Regions from separate parts of the Homo sapiens genome. Here region 2 is linked to region 1. A link is an interaction called in ENCODE POLR2A ChIA-PET data of the cell type or tissue named here. Cell type or tissue: Panc1. All regions are shown on one strand.

The links. ChIA-PET counts read pairs that join two places held together with the same protein. Peaks named below come from ENCODE experiments on the same cell type or tissue, not always from the same donor. Only the 100,000 strongest peaks of a DNase experiment are listed, where the experiment ranks them.
Region 2: POLR2A ChIA-PET joins it to region 1 with 5 read pairs; 1 of 35 experiments calls an interaction of 5 or more read pairs at or near these places.

Annotation. Positions count from the first base shown.
Region 1 is chr7:67,126,796-67,131,795 of GRCh38, forward strand. All of the region lies in intron 13 of TYW1 (tRNA-yW synthesizing protein 1 homolog), which reads left to right. LOC124901664 (a long non-coding RNA gene) reads right to left here. Exons shown (of 2, transcript XR_007060370.1): 1 at 1-5,000. Among named protein-coding and RNA genes, the nearest start is that of MIR4650-1, 15 kb to the left of the region's middle. In Panc1, no CTCF peak of the experiment used is centred here; a DNase peak (open chromatin) is centred at 2,566.
Region 2 is chr7:67,023,720-67,028,719 of GRCh38, forward strand. It overlaps TYW1 (tRNA-yW synthesizing protein 1 homolog), which reads left to right. Exons shown (of 16, transcript NM_018264.4): 7 at 1,181-1,303. Among named protein-coding and RNA genes, the nearest start is that of TYW1, 29 kb to the left of the region's middle. In Panc1, no CTCF peak of the experiment used is centred here; DNase peaks (open chromatin) are centred at 1,681 and 1,983.

The DNA.
Region 1 (5,000 bases):
TTTCCTGGGCTGTGTTCTGTTCCTTTGGTCTATTTGTCTGTTCTTGCAACAATATCACATACATTTCAGGGGATTTGATATAGTTGGATTAACATCTACTGTATTTGTTAATGTTTTCTATTTGTTGGTCTTGTTCTTTGTTTCTATTTTTGTATTCCACATTTTTTCTTTTGTGGTTTTGAGTATGTTAAATATGATTCCATTTTCTCTCTTTTCTTAGCATATTAATCATACTTCACTTGTTGTTTTTTTAGTGTTTTCCCTAGAGTTTGTAATATAGGTCTACCAGTAATTGAAGTCCATTTTCAAAGAACACTATATTCCTTCCTGAGTAGGACAAGTATTTTATGATAATAAAATAATCTTTTTTTTTTTTTTTTCGAGATCGAGTCTCACTCTGTCATCCAGGCTGGAGTTCAGTGGCCTGATCTCGGCTCACTGCAACCTCCACCTCCCAGGTTCAAGCAATTTGCCTACCTCAGCCTCCCAAGTAGCAGGGATTACAGGCGCTCACCATTACACTTGGCTAATTTTTTTAATCTTTAGTAGAGACAGGGTTTTACCATGTTGGCCAGGCTGGTCTTGAACTCCTGACCTCAAGTGATCCACCTGGCTCGGCCTCCCAAAGTGCTGGGATTATAGGCTTGACCCACTGTGCCCGGCCTCCTTATAATAACAAAATAATCCTGATTCTTCCCTCCTGTCCTTGTATCATTGCCATCACTCATTTTACTTATACATAGGCATGCATAATCAATATATTGTTGCTATCTTATTATTTTGGCCAAATTGCTATCTGTTGGATGAATTAAGAATAAGAAAAATAAACATTTTTATTTTACTCCTTCTCTGATGTTCTTCCTTTCTTTTCTTAGATCTGAGTTTCTGACCTGTATCATTTTCCTTTTCTCTGAAGAACTTCTTTTAACATTTCTTTCAAGGAAGATCTACTGGCAACAAATTCCCCCAGATTCCAGTTGTCTGAAAAAGTATTTCTCCCTTAGTGTTGAAGGACATTTTCATAGGGTGCAGATTCTAGGTGGTGATTTTTTCTTTCAGGGCTTAAATATTTCACCCTGCCGTCTCCTTGCTTGCATGCTTTCTGGGTAGAAGTTGAAATCATTCTTTCCTTTTCTATAGGTAAGGCTTTTTTCCCTCTGTCTTCTTTCTGGATTTTGTTAAATATTTGATTTTCTGTGGTTTGAAACTTACATGCTTATCTATAGTTTTTCTGACATTTATCCTACTTGGTGTTCTGGGAGCCTCCTGACTGTGGTTTGGGGCCTGACATTAACATGGGGAAATCCTGAGTGATTATTCGTTCAAATACTACTTTTGTTCTTTTCTCTCTTTCTTTTCCTCTTGGTATTCCTGTTACACATACATTACACCCTTTATAGTTATCCCACAGCTCCTGAATATTCCATTCTGGTTTATTTCAGTCTTTTTTCATTTTGCTTTTCAGTTTTAGAGGTTTCTGTTGAGAATCCTTAAACTCAGAGATTCCTTCATCAGCCATATCCAGTCTCAAGGCCATTCTTCATTTCCAAAGTTAGAGTGTTTTAGAGCTCCAGCATTTCGATTTTGTTCTTTCTTAGGATTTCGATCTCTGTTTACATTGTCTATCTGTTCTTGTGTGCTGTGTACTTTATCCACTGGAGCCCTTTGCATCTGGTCGGGTTATCCCAACATCCCTGCCGTGTCAGAGCCTGGTTTGGATCCTTGTGCTATCTCTTTAAACTTTGCTTTTTGCCTTTTAGTGTGCCTTGTAACTTCTTGTCACTGAACGTGATATCCTGGGTAAAAGGAACTGCTCTCACTAGACCTTTAATAATGTGATGGTATGGTGTATGGGGAGGGGAAGCATTCTGTAGTCTTATGATTAGGTCTCAGTGTTTTTTTTTTTTTTTTTTGAGACGGAGTCTTGCTCTGTCACAGGCTGGAGTGCAGTGGCACGATCTTGGCTCACTGCAACTTCTGCCTCCCAGGTTCAAGCAATTCTCCTGCCTCAGCCTTCCAAGTAGCTAGGATTACAGGCACCCGCCACCATGCTCCACTAATTTTTGTATTTTTACTAGATACGGGGTTTTACCATGTTGGGCAGGCTAGTCTTGAACTCCTAACCTCAAATGATCCACCTGCCTTGGCCTCCCAAAGTGCTGGGATTACAGGTGTGAGCCACCGCGCCCAGTCTAGGTCTCAGTCTTTTAGTGAGGCTGTACCCCTGGACTGTGAACTTCACAAATACTTCTCAGTTTTTTCTTCCCCCTTGGGACAGGTTGGCTAGAGTGTGCTGCAGTTGGCTATTTCCCTTTTCTTACATGGAAGGCCGGTGCTGGCTGGAGTTGGGTATTTCTCTTCCACTTGGTTAGTTAGGCTCTGATAAAACCAAGCAAGTTAGGTTCTGGTTAAATCGTTTCTCCTGGGAGCAGACCTTGTTATCAACAGAATGCTCTGACACATGTCAAATGGTTCCTGTTTCCCTCCCCTTACCGGAAGCACAAGGGATTTCCCCCTGTATACTTACTGTGAGAATCTGGCAGAGCTCCAGTAGGTAAAACTCACAAAAGTGTAGGGCCCCTAATGACTGGGTCTGTCTGGAATTTTTATGTGTCAGACTTGTCCACACTGAGCCTCCAGCACTTTGTCAATTACAGTTCAGTTTCCCTGTGTTAGCGCTGGTCTCTGTGGAGGTTTCTGCTCCTGTTAAGTTGTGATTCTCTGTGCCTGCCTGTTTTTCCCTCCAATTATGGGGACAGCAGGTTTGCCCTGTGACCTCACTTCTCTGATGGATCTAAGAACAGTTGTTGATTTTTCAATTTGTTCAGCTTTTTACTTGTTAAGACACAGTGATGACGTCCAAGCAACTTTCTTGCTGCATTGGAAACTAGAAGGCTCGTAGGGGTTAATTTTAAGTTTTAAAATCTGATAGTATAAGTCTCACAGCTTTTTTCTTTAAGACCTAGTAATTTTTGTCTTTGTGAATTCTCCTTTTAGTGTCATGCTTAGACCCTTAGGATATAAAAATACTTATGTATATTTTCTGGTTCTTTCCTAGCCCAGTTGTTTAAATCTCAACTCTTTAATCCAGTTGGGATATAACTTAGCATTCATTTTTATGTCGTTCCCAAGTACCATTTATTGATGAACCATCTTTAAAGTACAGATTTGATAAGCTATCATTACTACGTATTGAAACTTGATATATGTGCTGTTCCATTCCCAGAAGATACTCTGTGTGTTGATTTCTACTTTTTTTTTTTTGTTAACAGAGTGTCATATCTTTCTATAGAAGTAATTATAGGCCGTGCGTGGTGGCTCATGCCTCTAATCCCAGCACTTTGGGAGGCTGAGGTGGGTGGATCACCTGAGGTCAGGAGTTTGAGACCAGCCTGGCAAACACAGTGAAACCCCATCTCTACTACAAATACAAAAATCAGTTGGGTGTGGTGGTGGGTACCTGTAATCCCAGCTACTCGGGAGGCTGAGGCAGGAGAATCACCTGAACCCGGGAGGCGGAGGTTGCAGTGAGCCGAGATTGTGTCACTGCACTTCAGCTTGGGAAACAGAGACTCCATCTCAAAAAACAAACAGATGGCTGGGTGCGGTGGCTCACATCTGGAATCCCAGCACTTTGGGAGACTGAGGTGGGTGGATCACGAGTTCAGGAGGTCGAGACCATCCTGGCTAACATGGTGAAACCCCGTCTCTACTAAAAATACAAAAAATTAGCTGAGCATGGTGGTGGGTCCCAGCTACTCGGGAGGCTGAGGCAGGAGAATGATGTGAACCTGGGAGGTAGAGCTTGCAGTGAGTGGGGATCATGCCCCTGCACTCCAGCCTGGGCGACAGAGCGAGACTCTTAACTCAAAAAAAAAAAAATGCAAAATACAAAAATGAAGTAAATATAACACTCCAACACTCTTCTTACTGTCTGAATAATATTTTTTAATATGGATTTAACAAATAACCTCACAAGTCTTGTCTTTGGCAGCCTTCCCTAACTCCTTCCCTCCCCTCCCACAGTCTGCATTTGGCACTTCTGGGTGAAGGGTACTTGTGCTTTCTTTTACCACCCAGGAGAGCAGGGGTTGGTGTGACTGCTTATTTAATTGTCCTTGCTCTGAATTGAAAAGTCCCCTAGGGAAGGCAAGATGTGTGTTATGCCTTTTTGTTCACTGTGGTATTCAAAGCCCTTAACACGGTGACTGACACATGATTGCCACATAAGTATTTGGTCAATGAGCAAATTGCATTTATCTGATCTCCTCTTGGTGTATATTCTGTTATTTCCCAACAACCTGCTTGGTTTAGTAATTGAAAGCTTGGGTCTCTGAAACAAGGCTACCAAGGTTTGGATACTGGCTCTGCCACCTATTGTGTGTGTAATTTTGGGCAAGGGACTCACTTTTCTCACCTGTGAAATGGGGTAAATAACAGTGCCTACCTTATAGGGTCTAGACAAAAACACCTAGAAACATTACAGTAGGTAATTTTGTTTGAATTTTACAAAATGATGCCCTCTATTGTCATTTTTGTGTATATGATTAAATATTTTATACATATGAAAAGATACAGTGAATAAGATAGTAAGTACCACTATAACTATAGTCTAGCTTAAGAAATAAATATTACAAATTCATTTGCAGTCTCTGTGGACCTCATTTCTATCCTATCATACTTCTTTTCCTTCTCTTTCTTTCAGAGGGAATCAGTATCCTGTAATTGGTGTTTATCGTTCCATATTGTCTTCAGTATTTCATGTTTGGTGTTTATCATTCCATATTGTATTAATGAGGGTTCTCTAGAGGGACAGAACTAATAGGATAGATGTACATATGAAGGGGAGTTTATTGGAGAATTGACTCGCACTATCACAAGGTGAAGTCCCACAATAGGTCATCTGCAAGCTGAGGTGCCAGGAAGCCGTTCCAAGTCCCAAAACCTCAGAAGTAGGGAAGCTGACAGTGCAGCCTTCAGTCTGTGGCCAAAAGGCCTGA
Region 2 (5,000 bases), 100 kb before region 1:
ATCACGCCACTGCACTCCAGCCTGGGTGACAGAGCAAGACTCAACAACAACAACAAAAACAACAACAACAAAGAACAAACAAAAAAATCTCTCTAACGTTTTATTCTGCCTTATCCTCAATTGGAGAAAGGGATGAAGGCTGCCACGTATTAGCTGTGATTTCTTAACTTCTCTACCTTTAATTTCCTCATCTATGAGATGATGTTGAACCTGTCTACATCATAAGTAGTTAAGGATGAAATGAATGGGTATATGAACATTGTGTTGGGGACGTAGTAGATACTCAGCAAATGTGTCTTCCCAGTGATGTCACATTTCCTCTACTTCTGCTTGGTATGTGTCTCGTTCCCCTGAGCCCAGCTCATGTCACTGTGACGTGAGAGGGCAGGTGAAGTGTTAGTTGTTCCCACTCCATCATGCCCTTTCACAGTTGTTAGTCTGATGCTAAAGACTTAAGATTTATTTCTTCATTGTTGTTGTTGTTGTTTTTGTAGAGATGAGGGTTTCACTATGTTGCCCAGGCTGGTCTTGAACTCCTGGCTTCAAGTGATGCTCCTGCGTCAGCCTCCTAAGTAGTTGGGATTATAGGCATGTGCTACCACATCTGGCTAATTGTATACATTTTTTTGTAGCAATGTGGTCTTGCTATGTTCCCCAGGCTGGTTTCAAACTCCTGAGGTTTCAAAGTCCTCCCATCTTGGCCTCACAGAGTGCTGGGATTATGAGTGTGAGCCACCATGCCCAGCCTAGATTTTATTTTTAAAGTAAGAATTTATAGACAGCCGAGCACTGTCGTCACGCCTGTAATCTCAGCACTTTGGGAGGCTGAGGTGGGTGGATTACCTGAGGTCAGGGGTTCGAGACCAGCCTGGCCAACATGGTGAAACCCTGTCTCTACTAAAACTACAAAAATTAGCCAGGCGTGGTGGTAGGCGCCTGTGATCCTAGCTACTTGGGAGGCTGAGGCAGGAGAATGGCTTGAACCTGAGAGGTGGAGGTTGCAGTGAGCTGAGATGACGCCACTGTGCTCCAGCCTGGGCGACAGAGCGAGACCCTGTCTCAAAGAAAAAAAAAAAAAAAGAATTTAGAGACATAGTGAATTCTCAGTGTGGGAGGGAGGGTAAGAGAGCTTTGCCTTTGCCCCTTTGAACAATGTATTTCTGAAGCATTTCTCTTCCAGGAGGAAGAACCCTTTGAGAGCTCCAGTGAAGAAGAGTTTGGTGGTGAGGACCATCAGAGCCTAAATTCCATTGTTGATGTTGAAGATTTGGGCAAAATTATGGATCATGTGAAGAAAGAAAAGGTACCGTTACTTTGGGAAATGTTGCACTTGGCTCCCGCAGTTGGTTAACATTTAGTATTTCTTTATTACTGTGTAGTCCATCTGAGCTCACAGAGGAGTTTCATTTCTCTAGCTTCTGTCTTGAGAGTTTTATAATTTTTTTGCCATTTTTCATGAGCGTGGTGAGCATCTCCCTTCTCAGGCCTGTGAAAGTCAGCTCATCAGAGGATAAGCAGGAGATTTGAGAACAAGGACTGAGGACATTGTAGATTGGGGGTGTCCAATCTTTTGGCTTTCCTGGGCCACATTGGTAGAAAAAATGTCTTGGGCTACACATAAAATACACTAATGATAGCTGATGAGCTAAAAAAAAAAAATCGCAAAATAAATCTCATAATGTTTTAAGAAAGCTTACAAATTTGTGTTGGGCCAGTGGGCTGTGGGTTGGACAAGCTTGTTGTAGATGGTTAGAGAGATTTTATTCAGGGCTATTTGAAGATGAACAGCATGATAGGATTTATTATGGTTGAGATTCCAAGTGAAACTCCAGTGTAAATTTGCTTCTCTGCTGTATAGACTAAGTGGTGTTGGGGCTTAAGGATGGCAGCCTGGTCTGTGGGTGTGGAGATCAGCATGACTGGGGCCCCTAGGAATCCAGGAAATACCAATCTGGGATGTGACTGTTTCAGTGACTAGATGAATGTGAGAATGTACGATGCAGTAGGATTTCATGCAGATTCCAGTGATCTAAAATTGAAGTAATATTGTGTATACTATACTATAAAAATAACAGCCTCAATTTAACTGTGAGTTTTGGAAAATGAGAATCCCCCAAATTAAAATTATATGTAGTCCATAAGCCTTAAAAAAAAAAGCTACTAGAAAATCCAAGAAAATCAATGCTAAAACCTATACAAATTCAAATGAACTCAGTAAGGTTAGCAGGATATCATAATGTAGAAAGTCAATAGACTTTATATTTCCAAACAATAGCCAGTTAGAAGCTATAGTAAAAGAGAACACCTCATTTAGACTAGCTACATAAAAGATAAATAATTACCTATCGATTAATTTATTTTTTATTTTTTTGAAATGGAGTCTCATTCTGTCACCCAGGCTGGAGTGCAGTGGTGCAATCTCGGCTCACTGCAACCTCTGCCTCCTGGTTTCAAGTGATTCTCCTGCCTCAGCCTCCCGAGTAGCCGGGACTACAGGTGCATACCACCACGCTGAGCTAATTTTTGTATTTTTAGTAGAGACGGGATTTCACCATGTTGGCCAGGCTGGTCTCGAACTCCTGACCTCAGGTGATCTGCCCGCCTTGGCCTCCTGTGGTGCTGGGATTACACACATGAGTTACCACACCTGGCCTACCTACAGATTAATTTAAAAAGAAGTGTCTTAAACCTACGTTGGAAAACTTTAAAACATTCCTGAATGGCATCAAAGTGGACTCGAACAAATGGAAAGACATTCCTTGTTTTAGGTAGAGTGACTCAGAATGGTAAAGATGTCAGTTCTCTTAATATATAAGTTTGATGGAATCCCAATAAAAATTCTAGTAGGTCCTCTAGACTCTTAGATCTAGATTGATCTATTCATGTGGAAAAAATAAACATGGAATAATAGTTATGAAAACCCTGGTGAAAGTAGTGATGAGAAGGATGAGCCACCACACCCAGCCAGGTCTGCCTATTTTTTTTTTTTTGAGACGGAGTCTTGCTCTGTCAAGACTCCCACATATTGAACCATACCACAAGGTATCTCTAATTAAAACTGTAGTACTGGCTCATGATGAGACAAAGACCCTTGCAACAGAATAAAATTCTAAGAATATGTAGGAATTTCATATATATTAAAGGTGGACTCTGAAGACCTGGAGTTTAAAAGGGACTCTAAAAATAAATTATGTTGGCTGAGTGCAGTGGCTCACCCTGTAATCCCAGCACTTTGGGAGGCTGACGTGATGGGAGGATTTCTTGAGGCCAGAAGTTTGGGACCAGGCTCAGCAACATAGTGAAACCCCATCTCTACAAGAAATAAAAAAAATTAGCTAGTTGTAGTGGCATGTGCCCGTAGTCACAACTGCTTGGGAGGCTGAGGTGGAAGGGTTGCTTGGACCTGGGAGTTTGAGGCTGCAGTGAGCTGTGATCATGTCACTGCACCCCGGCCTGCATGACATTGTGAGACCTTGTTTCAAAAAAAAAAAAAAGATGTGAAACGTCTGTTAGCTTGTATATATGTCAGAATAATTTCCAAATGGATGAGCGAGCTAAATGCTGAATGTTGAAAAAATCATATAGATAGTAGAATCAGATGGATTATTGTATAACCTGGAGAAAGCTTTTCTATATGATTCAAAATCTAGAAGCAATAAAAAAAATTAAATTTATGAATGATTTTAAAGTGTTTTACATGACCATAGTAGAATCAGATGGATTATTGTATAACCTGGAGAAAGCTTTTCTGTATGATTCAAAATCTAGAAGCAATAAAAAAATATTAAATTTATGAATGACTTTAAAGTGTTTTACATGGCCATAAGAAAAATCAAAAGGCAAAACAGGAGGAACTATTTGCCTCTTATATCTCAGACAAGGTGTTAATCTTTTTACTATGCAATGAACTCTTTCAAAAAAAGGCAGACCTGCAGGCGCGGTGGCTCACACCTGTAATTCCAGCACTTTGGGAGGTCGAGGCAGGCAGATCACGAGGTCAGGTGATCGAGACCATCCTGGCTAACACGGTGAAACCCCGTCTCTACTAAAAATACAAAAAATTAGCCAGGTGTGGTAGTGGATGTCTGTAGTCCCAGCTACTCGGGAGGCTGAGGCAAGAGAATGGCGTGAACCCGGGAGGCAGAGCTTGTAGTGAGCAGAGATCGCGCCACTGCACTCCAGCCTGGGTGACAGAGCGAGACTCCATCTCAAAAAAAAAAAAAAAGCAGACCTGACTGGGTGTGGTGGCTCATGCTTGTAATCCCAGCACTTTGGGAGGCCGAGGTGGGTGGATTGCTTGAGGTCAGGAGCTTGAGACCAGCCTGGCCAACATGGTGAAACCCCATCTCTACTAAAAAATACAAAAAAAATAAGCTGGGCATAGTGGCGCATATCTGTAGTCCCAGCTACTTGGGAGGCTAAGGCACGAGAATCTTTTGAACCCTGGCGGCAGAGGTTGCATTCAGCTGAGATCATGCTGCTGCATTCAAGCCTGGGCAACAGAGCAAGACTCTGTCTCAAAAAAAAAAAAAAAAAAGGCAGACCTGTCCAGGTGCCGTGGCTCACGCCTGTAATCCCCACACTTTGAGAGGCCAAGGCAGGTGGATCACTTGAGGTCAGGAGTTCGAGACCAGCCTGACCAACATGGTGAAACCCCGTCTTTTCTGAAAATGCAAAATTAGCTGGGTGTGGTGGCGCATGCCTGTAATTCCAGCTGACCAAAAACCTAGTAGAAAAAGTTGGCAAAACACACGAATAAGAATTTCTCAGAAATGGCTCTACAAAGAGATTTAAACATGAAAAGATGCTTAACTTTACTCATAATAAGAGAAATACAAATGAAAACTACACTGATAAACATTTCTCGCCTTTCAGAATATAATAACAAAACTCCAAAGCTGGATGACATACTCAGTTAGGCGAGGCTGTGAGTAAACAGGCACTCATACCTTGCAGGTGGGAGTCCAGGATGGTCTAGCCTGTATGGAAGGGCTTTTGAC